2 separate regions of the Homo sapiens genome follow, and region 2 is linked to region 1. A link is a contact called in ENCODE Hi-C or POLR2A ChIA-PET data. All regions are on one chromosome and are shown on one strand. Each heading gives the region's core, a stretch centred on a gene start or an enhancer-like site at or near the end of the contact. The rest is flanking DNA. Distances are from core to core; before and after follow the strand shown.

Region 1 (4,665 bases), core at 2,153-4,652:
GGGACTACAGATGCATACCACCACGCCTAGCTAATTTTTGTTTTGTTTGTTTGTTTGTTTGTTTGTTTGAGACAGAGTCTCACTCTGTCACCCAGGCTGGAGTGCAACCTCTGCCTACCAGGTTCAAGCACTTCTCCTGCCTCAGCCTCCTGTAGCTGGGATTACAGACACAAACTACTACACCTGGCTAATTTTTTGTATTTTTATTAGAGACAGGGTTTCACTATGTTGGCCAGGCTGGTCTCAAACTCCCGACCTCAAGTGATCTGCCCACCTTGGCCTCCCAAAGTGCTGGGATTACAGGCGTGAGCCACCGCCCCCAGCCTAATTTTTGTATTTTTTGTAGAGATGGGGGGGTTTCACCATGTTGCCCAGGCTGGTCTCGAACTCCTGAGCTCAAGTGATCTACCTACCTCGGCCTCCCAAATTGTTGGGATTACAGGCATGAGCCACTGTGCCTGGCCATTTCTTTGGTTTTGAGTGAGGCTGAATATTTTTACATCTTTTCTCTAAAAATGCCAATTGAACAGCTGGGCACAGTGGCTCACGCCTGTAATCCCAGCACTTTGGGAGGCCAAGGCAGGCAGATCACAAGGTCAGGAGTTTGAGACCAACCTGGCCAACATAGTGAAACCCCCTCTCTACTAAAAATACAGAAATTAGCCGGGTATGATGGCACATGCCTGTGGTCCCAGCTACTTGAGAGGCTGAGCCGGGAGAATCGCTTGAACCCGGGAGGCGGAGGTTGCAGTGAGCCGAGACCACACCATTGCCCTCCAGACTGGGTGACAGAGTGAGACTCCATATCAAAACAAAAACAAAAACAAAAACAAAAAAAACCTGCCAATCGAGCTATGCTTTCCCTTTCTCGAAGGAGAGAGAAGTAATCCTTTTCCATCGTATTTGCTTATAAGACCTTGGGACAAGGAAGCCTTGAGAGATCCGGTGAGGGACTTCGGCTGGCCATCCTATATAGGGTGACTGAACTGGTTATAGCCTTGAAATGAAAGTTCCAATGCACATAAAATCCTCCAGGGTGCATTTTTACTTTGGAAGTGGGTGTGTGTGGTAACTTAGAAAAACTCAGTGGTTTCAGGCTTGGTGGAATGATGTAATTTTTCTCAGGAAAGTGGCGGGGGCCGCCATCTGTGTGTCTCAGCAGTCAGCCCAGGGCCTGACACATTGTGGGCACCCATAACACCTGCAGATTGAATAATTAAACACTGCTGCCTCTGTCCGGAAGGGTAACCCGTTGTGACCCTATATGACCTGTCTGCTGGGGGGAGGGAAGAAGTGTGCTTTTGCATTCTCTTGCACTCATTTATTAGAAACCCTTAGACTTTTTTTTAGTTTGGGTCTGAAACAGTCCTCTTAATATGCAGGAAGAGAGATATTGCCAGTCCTGACTTTGAACTTCTGGAAAGGGCTAAGGGTGAGTGGAACTATAAATATACAAGGGCAAGTCTGACATGAGCAGTTTTATTGTGACCACGTCCTTGGGTCCAGGAGGCTGGCCAGGCTGCCCAGGTAAGCCAGGGTGTCTTCCTTCTGGAAAACCACACTCTCAGGGCTCCAAGTGGCTTTTTCTGGTTGTCTCCCATTTTTCTCTGTCTCCAGGGAAGGACTCCATCTGACTTACCATAGTTACAAGAGTTCTGTGAAAATAATTTATAAGGAAGCAGGTCATCACTGGAATGCCACAATGTTAGGACCAGAAGGGACGGAGGGATTATCTGGTGTCGGGGTTCGCTGTCTCTCTCAACCTACCAGCCGCCAGCCGTGCTGAGTTAATTGTCAGTAGCAGGCCAATATAATGGTCAGTTCAAAGCTTAATGGTTTGTGGGAAACCACTAAAGACTTTAGGGCAGGAGGCCGGGCGCGGTGGCTCACGCCTGTAATCCCAGCACTTTGGGAGGCGGAGGCGGGCGGATCACGAGGTCAGGAGATCGAGACCATCCCGGCTAAAACGGTGAAACCCCGTCTCTACTAAAAATACAAAAAATTAGCCGGGCGTAGTGGCGGGCGCCTGTAGTCCCAGCTACTTGGGAGGCTGAGGCAGGGGAATGGCGTGAACCCGGGAGGCGGAGCTTGCAGTGAGCCGAGATCCCGCCACTGCACTCCAGCCTGGGCGACAGAGCGAGACTCCGTCTCAAAAAAAAAAAAAAAAAAAAAAAAAAAAGACTTTAGGGCAGGAATTTGAGGGTTTTTTTGGTTTGTTTTTGTTTCTGTTTTTGTTTTTTTTGAGACAGACTCTCACTCTGTCTCCCAGGCTGGCGTGCAGTGGCATGATCTCACCTCAGTGCAACTTCCACCTCCCTGGTTCAAATGATTCTCATGCCTCAGCCTCCCAGGTAGCTGGGACTACAGGCGCGCACCACCACTCCCAGCTAATTTTTGTATTTTTAGTAGAGACGGTTTCGTGATGTTGGCCAGGCTGGTCTCAAACTCCTGACCTCAGGAGATCCCCCCGCCTCGGCCTCCCAAAGTGCTGGGATTACAGGCAGGAGCCACCGCACTCGGCCTTGGAATTTGAGTTTTAGAAGTGTCATTCTGCCAGGCGTGATGGCTCACGTCTGTAATCCCAGCACTTTGGGGAGGCTGAGGTGGGAGGATTGCTTGAGCCCGGCAGTTTGAGACCAGCCTGGGCAACATAGAAAGACCTTGTCTCTACCCACCAACCACGAGAAAAGGTGGGAGGGGCGTCATTCTGGCTGCTCTGCTCTGTGGTTAGGACCAAGTCAAAGGTGGAGGAGGGAAAACCGTAAAATCAAGTGAGAGGCTTGGAATAGGGTGGCTGCGTCGCCGGATGGATGAGTGGAGAGAGATTTAGGAGATAGGATTTACAGCATTAGATAACTGGAAAGAGAGGGTGAGGGAGAGGAAGGAGTCAAGATGCCTCCCAGGGTTTTGGCTTGGGTCTCTGGGCAGATGGTGGGGCCATTACTGGGTTAGGAGAGAAGAGAAAAAGCAAGTTTGGCAGAAAGCTGAGTTTGGGGTAAGTTATGTTTGAGGCGCCTGGGGGCCTCCAGAGGCAGGTGTCCAGGTGGCTGGACATCAGGGTGTGGCGCTCAAGAGAGGGTTCTGGAGTGGTCGACACCGAAGTGGAGAGGAAGCAGTGAGGTGTTCTAACAACGGTGAGGAATTGGGGAGGCCGCTGGGTTCGGGGTATGCAGAGTGTAGCGGCCACGTAGCTGGCGATCTCAGGCACGTGACTGCCTGGTCCTGTGGCCCCGCGCTCGAACACTTTCAGCACCCAGGCAGGGGGTAAGGGGCGGTGTTGCCCCCTCCCGGGTCCCGCCTTTCTGCCCGCCTCTCATCCTCTTTAGCCATTGGGCAATACCTCTGTCCATCAAGGGCCCGCCTCCGCAATTGAGCCAACCAGGGCTGGCGGGAGGGCGCTTCCTTCTGGAGCTGGGTCCTGACTAGGGACCGCCTGGGTGAGGTGAGGACCTGGTGGCCGCAGTTGTGGCACTGTGCGCAGGCGCTGAACTGACCGGACGGAGCGGGCGGCTGTGGCCTCGCCAGCTGGTGAGAAGCGGGCGAGGGTCCGAGGTAGGGAAGGTAACGAGCGGGGGATGTGGACACCTCTTTCCCCGCCAGGCCTCGCCGGCGCCTGACCCTCCCGGCCTGCGGCACCGGCTCAGGTGACTGGGCGGAGGGAGAGCTGAGGTGAGGGGGCGGGTCCGCGGCGGAGAGGGACCAGCTGGGCCTACGACCACGGTCACCCCACTCACGTGCGCGCGCCACGTGGGCCCGCGGGCTCGCCGAGGACCCTTGGCTGCCTACCGGGGCACCCCACTAGCTGCTCTGGCCTATCGAGCACCCCTTGGAGCTCTGTGTCCCGACTGCACGCCCCTGTTTTACAGGCTGGCAAGCCGGGGCTCAGAGGCACCAAGCGGGTCGCCCGGGGGCACCCAGCTGGGGTACGGCCGTGCCGGGGTTCTAGGGAGATCGGTTTTGGTGGGCTCCGGAGTCCATGCACTTAGCGATGAGGCTGAAGTCAGAGATTTGAACTTGGGACCTGTCTGTTTTCTTTAAGGATGCAAGAGGGTTTGCGTCCTGGCTGCGGTGTATCACCCTGCACCGCTGCCTGCCTTGACTGCAGGGCCGGAGCGTCAGGCGCCCTCTGCTCCCGGACAGACCGCCCCCGCACCGACTTCTGCGGGGTGGGCTGGCAGGGGGTGGGGGAGTGAAGGGACGGTCCTCAGTCCTGGGAACTCTTGAGGTCCCGACAAATGATCTCGAGATCCCGAGGGCAGGATTCATACATGAAAAGCTCATTATAATGGGTCAAGGTTTTGTTCTGTTTTTTTTTTTTTAATTTAATTTAATTTAATTTAATTTAATTTAATTTATTATATTCCAAGGAAAAGTACCACCAGGGCTAGTGAAGGGACTAGGAAACTCGTCACCCCCTTGAGGAGGCAGATGTGAAGCTTTTGGAAATCAGTTTGGCAATGAGTCTACACCCTTGGACCTACTGACTCCTTGTTTGGGAAATAACTAGGATAAAACCTAAGTAGAGAAAAGGTTACTGCATAAAGCAGTACAGTTTGGTGGGGTTTTGTTGTTGTTGTTGTTTTTAAAGAGACAGATCTGGCTCTGTCGCCCAGGCTGGAGTGCAGTGGTGTGATCATAGCTCACTGCAGTCTTGAAATCTTGGGC
Region 2 (5,212 bases), core at 1,077-3,576, 280 kb before region 1:
CAGAGCAAGCCTCTGTCTCAAGAAAGAAAAAAGAGATAACTAGGTCCACACGTGTTTGTGTCTTTCCACAGTGTCAGATTTTTATTCACCCTATACCCAAGGGTAAAAAAAAACAAAAGCCACAAGCTATCCCAAGGAGCCAATTTGCTTCTTCTTCTTCTTCTTCTTTTTTCTTTCATACAGAGTCTCACTCTGCCGCCCAGGCTGGAGTGCAGCTGGAGTGCAGTGGTGCGATCTCAGCTCACTGCAACCTCTGCCTTCTGGGTTCAAGTGATTCTCATGCCTCACCCTCCCAAGTAGCTGGGGTTACAGGCCTGTGCCACCACGCCCAGCTAATTTTTGTATTTTTAGTGGAGATGGGTTTTCGCCATGTTGGCCAAGCTGGTCTCGAACTCCTGACCTCAGGTGATCTGCCTGCCTCAGCCTCCCAAAATGCTGGAATTATAGGCATGGGCCACTGCACCCAGACCCAAGGAGCCAATTTTCCTTAGTACTTCCCGTTCACTCAGTAGTGAGCACATGGGCTCAAGCCACTCCACAAGTCAGTCAATATTGCAAACCATATATAATAGTATACTTAATCCACATGTAAATGTTATAAACATTCCACAACAAACAAAGTAGCATTTAACATCAAGAGAAAAAGAGATAGGAGAAAGGGTTAAGGAACCAGTTCCAGGGTAAGGAAGAAGACAAAAGGAATCCTGGTCTGGGCTTGAGGGTCTTGCAGAGTCTTTGAGGGGCAGAGCCTTGGGAGGCAGATGCAGAGTTCTTATGAACGGCAGTGGGATGGTTGTCAGTTAAGGCTGCTGGGCTGCTGTTTTGTAGTCACAGAGTGCTCTGGTGAGAAATGGTAGAGGAACAGTGTGCTTCTTTGTGTCCTTATGTGGTTGGACGCAGTCTTTATTTATTTTTTTTTTTATTTTTTGAGACAGAGTCTTGCTCTGTCGCCCAGGCTGGGGTGCAGTGGTGTGATTTTGGCTCACTGCAACCTATGCCTCCCGGGTTCAAGCGATTCTTGTGCCTCAGCCTCCTGAGTAGCTGAGATTATAGGCACGGTGCCACCACGCCCAGCTAATTTTTGTATTTTTAGTAGACACGGGGTTTCACTATATTGGCCAGGCTGGTCTCGAACTCCTGACCTCGTGATCCACCCACCTCAGCCTCCCAACGTGCTGGGATTACAGGCATGAGCCACAGCGCCTGACCTTCTATTTTTTATTAAACAAAACATCTTGCCCTTGTTGGCAAAGCACCCTATGAAATATAAAATGAAGTCTTTTTCTAAGATGGAGTTAGTTATGTCAAGGGTGCGCAGTACTGTGCCATAAGCTCTCCCCCGGCTGCCCAGAGAGAAAACCTAAGGGCCTCTTAAAGACACCATCACAGCAGTTCAGCGGGGAGCAGGCAGGAATGGTTTCGGATCTAGTGGTGGTGAGAAGTAGACAGAGATCAGAGAAAGTTATAGGAGGTGAAAGTGGGAGGACCTTGGTTACAGACTGCCGGTGAAGAGGGACAAGGACAACCCGCAGGTCTCCGCTAGTCAGGTGGAAGGAAAGGAGGGGGCAGTGCCCTTCGCAGAGGCACAGGAAGCTGGGTCTTGATCACGCTGAACTCCAGACGCTCTCTAGATGTGCACGCATGTGCGTGTGGAGTGTGTGTGTGTGTGTGTGTGAGAGAGAGAGATGTGTTGGGGTGGGGGGACTGCAGGTCAGGAAGTCCTGCAGATGTGCGTGCCTGTGTGTGTTTGCGCGCGCGCGCGCGTGTGTGTGTGTCTGTGTGTGTGCCTGGAGCTGCGCTTGCAGGTCTGAGAGTCCTCTGAGAATGGGTTGGGGGAGGCGGGTGCAGGACCGAGGCCTGGAACAGCCAACAAAGAGGCCCTGGAGGAGGGTGGGGCTGGCCGGGGACAGGAGGGGTGGCCAAGAAAGTCGCAAGAAAACTCCGGCCCCCAAGAAAAAGAGAGGGCATGGGTTGCGGAGCCGACATCACGGCCGGGGTCTTTGCTGTTTAGACGCCTGGGTTCCCGGATCCCAGACACGCGCACGGGCAGGAAGTTAGACCGGAGACAGCGAGTATAGACAGCCCTTCTGGATAGGGGCAGACGGGTGGGAGCTCCGAAGGGGTGCCGGGGCGGTGATCGGGAGGTCTCCAGCGGCCCGAACCAGGGTGAAGAAGAAGGTGGAGTCTGCGGAGGCCCCAGGCCGGGGAGGGGGCGGGTCGGGCCCAGCATCCCCCGCAGCCGGGGTCCGAGGGGGAGGGGCGGGCTGGAGGAGCGGGTGGGGGCGGGGCGGGGCGTGGCGGCGGGGGATGCGCCCCTGCGCGAGCCAGTGTCGCCTGCCCTCCTTCCGCACAGCCCGGGTTTCCGCTTCCCTCCGGGCGCGAGAAGAGGGGAGCCAGGCCGAGCCCCGGCCCTACCGCCGCCGCCGCCATGTGGCCCCCAGACCCCGACCCCGACCCGGACCCCGAGCCTGCCGGCGGCTCCCGTCCCGGCCCCGCGGTCCCCGGGCTCCGCGCCCTGCTGCCGGCGCGGGCTTTCCTCTGCTCTCTCAAAGGCCGCCTCCTGCTGGCCGAGTCGGTGAGTGCGGCGGGACCCTCGGCCGCCCCGCTAGGACTGCGCGGCTCCTTTCGGAGGAGGACGTCGGGGCGCGGGTGGGGTCCGGGGGCGGCCGCCGTGCTCCGATACCCCCTCTCCGCGCCGCCTCGGCCGACTTCTCTCGGGCGCCTGGCGAAGTTGGGTCGAGGTCCCCAAACTTTGGACGGCGGGGCGGGGCCCGAGCCCAGGCCATCCGCGGCGCTGTCCCCGCGAGTCCAGAGCTGGGGGCCGTGGGAAGTGGGTGGGGCCCGGGGATGTGGGTCCTGCTGTGTGAGCCAGGCGCCCCCGCCCTCTCTGGGCCCCGGGGACTCGGGCAACTCGGACCTCCGGGACTCCCGGGCCGCAGCGGGGTCCGCTTTCCTGCGAGCGGGTAGTGCGGGCCGGGGCCTCGACCTGCGGGGCCGAGCCGGCGGGGGGCCGTGCGGAGCGGGAGGGATCCCCCACCCCCGGGACTGGGTGAGGCGGCCCCGCGGTGACTTCATCGCCCTCCTCCCCTCCGCGGCCGGGCTCCTTCCTACTCCGCCCTCGCCCCCACCCCGGCCGGTGGGGCTTCTTTGTCCTCTGGACACCGGAGGCGCCCGCACTGTCCGCTGTGGGGTAGGGGTGGCGCTGGGCCGTTGGGGATGGGGAGGGAGAGGCCGGGCCGGAGACCGGGGGAGGCGGGAGGAGAGAGCGGCGCACGGCGGCGGCCACTTGTTGCTTAGATCCCAGGAACTTGGCGCTTCCTGCCCTTGTCCCCACTTTACAGATGAGAGCGCTCAGGCGCCTGATTTGACAGGTGGCTCAACTGAGGGGCCCAGTGAGAGCGGCCAGGAGGGTGGGGGCAGGAGGAAGGGGGATTCTGCTCCGGGACCTCTCCCTGGTCACTCAGGGCAGAGGGCAGAAGGTGGTCCTGCAGCCTCTCCCACGGTCAGCCCAGAGGCCACCTGCCCAACGCCCAAGTGAGACACCAATGCCACACTCCGAGCCCACACTCCCAGCCCCACCCTGGAGACCACTGGGAGCCACTTGAGGGGAGAAGCCTCGAATCCACCGTCCCCAGAGTGGCTTGAACCCCCCCATCCCCACCCAAGACCACCTCATAAGAGGGAGGCATATGTCCAGCAGGAGCATAGAGGCCACCCTGGGCCCAGCAGATGTCAGGAATCCAGGTCAGGGAGGATAAGGAAGGGTGAACGGTCAGCACTCAGGGTTCACAGGAGCCGCTGAGGGCACTCCTGCCTCCCTAGTCCCCTCACTCCCACCCCCAGGCCAAGCAAGTGCAGAGGCTGAGATGGACAGAAACAGAGAGAGGAAGTGGCCCCAGAAATCGCGGGATGAAAAAACAGGAATTGAGAGGGGAATCCCCAGAATTAGGCTTTGGGGTGCAGGCATAGGAGACAGGAAGGGGAGGGCCAGAGCTGGGTCAGTCCCATGGAAGGCCTTCCTGGGAGGCCCCAGCAGCCTCCCAGCCCGTCTCTATGCCTTAGTCTATCTTTCCAAAGGGGGCTCAGCTGCACCCAAGGCCATGTGCAGAGCAAATGGGGGTGCTCTGGGGACCCCCTGGGATCCCTGCAGTTCATTTGTCTGAAGCAGCCACAGTGCTTCCTGTGGGGCATCTGGGTGTCCCCATGGGGACTCCTGCACCCACTAGAAACTACTCAGCCATAGACATGTTCAAACGCAGCCACAGTGACAGAAACCAGGGACAGATGGCCTCCCCAACACCCACAGGGCCAAGTTGCTTAAGAACTCTACCTGGGCCGGGCGTGGTGGCTCATGCCTGTAATCCCAACACTTTAGGAGGCCGAGGTGGGTGGATCACCTGAGGTCAGGAATTCGAGACCAGCCTGGCCAGCATGGTGAAACCCTGTCTCTACTAAAAATAAAAAAATTAGCTGGGTTTGGTGGCGGGCGCCTGTAATCCCAGCTACTCGGGAAGGCTGAGGCAGGAGAATCACTTGAACCCCGGAGGTGGAGGTTGCAGTGAACTGAGATCGTGCCACTGCACTCCAGCCTGGGAGACGGAGCAAGACTCCATCTCTGGGGCGGAGGTAAGATAACTCTATCTGGGGGGTCAGCCAGCCCTGGGTTCAAATTCTAGTAGCCTCTGATTAGCCATGTGACAGAGTCTTCTCATCTGTCAAGTGGGGCTGTGCTCATGGGTGGATGTGAGGGTCAGAGGAGATGCCCGTGAGCCTCAGGGTACCAGGCACTGTGGAGCCCCAGGCTGGCCAACAGGTCACCTTGGCCTGCTCTGCAGCGTACCTGGGCTGCAGGACTGCCCAGGGCTCAACATCCTCCTGCATCAGCTCTTCCCACCTACAGAGTTGTGGGCAAGACCACAGTGAACATTTTGATTCTTGTAGTTCAAGTACAGCTGGCCCCACCTTTCACAGCTGGCCCTGTATGAATAAGGCAGCAGGGCCTGAGGTGTCAGTGCCAACGCACCCTCTGTTAGATGTTCCTTTCTTATCATTATGAAAATTTGCAAATACATTAAAACTCCAAAAGATTTTTTTGCTTTATCTATCTGTCCATCAAGGCATTTTATCTTTTAACACAAAATAAATTGCAGACATCAGGACATTTCAACTCTGAACACTTCAGGACGCATATCATTAAGGTTCAAGGTTTTTT

Evidence for each region. A loop is a pair of places that touch in the nucleus more often than their neighbours do. ChIA-PET counts read pairs that join two places held with the same protein, here RNA polymerase II (POLR2A). Pooled maps may share reads with other maps.
Region 2: a loop to region 1 is called in a map of natural killer cell, with 4 times the contacts of the local background. The contact joins the promoter of CMTM3 here to the promoter of PDP2 in region 1. A Hi-C loop is called at or near these places in 18 of 168 maps with a recorded cell type or tissue (B cell, CD8-positive, alpha-beta T cell, Calu3 and 14 more), 17 of 37 single-sample maps with no recorded cell type and 18 of 50 pooled maps. POLR2A ChIA-PET finds 5 or more read pairs at or near these places in 8 of 52 experiments (BJ, H1, PC-9 and 5 more).

Annotation. Positions count from the first base shown.
Region 1 is chr16:66,877,113-66,881,777 of GRCh38, forward strand. PDP2 (pyruvate dehydrogenase phosphatase catalytic subunit 2) reads left to right here and starts at 3,403. Exons shown (of 2, transcript NM_020786.4): 1 at 3,403-3,528. RefSeq lists enhancers at 917-966, 3,117-3,196, 3,445-4,217 and a silencer at 3,677-3,856.
Region 2 is chr16:66,602,378-66,607,589 of GRCh38, forward strand. It overlaps CMTM3 (CKLF like MARVEL transmembrane domain containing 3), which reads left to right and starts at 2,327. Exons shown (of 5, transcript NM_181553.4): 1 at 2,327-2,575. The coding sequence starts at 2,429. It also overlaps a transcript of CMTM4 not described here. RefSeq lists silencers at 2,212-3,051, 3,112-3,331.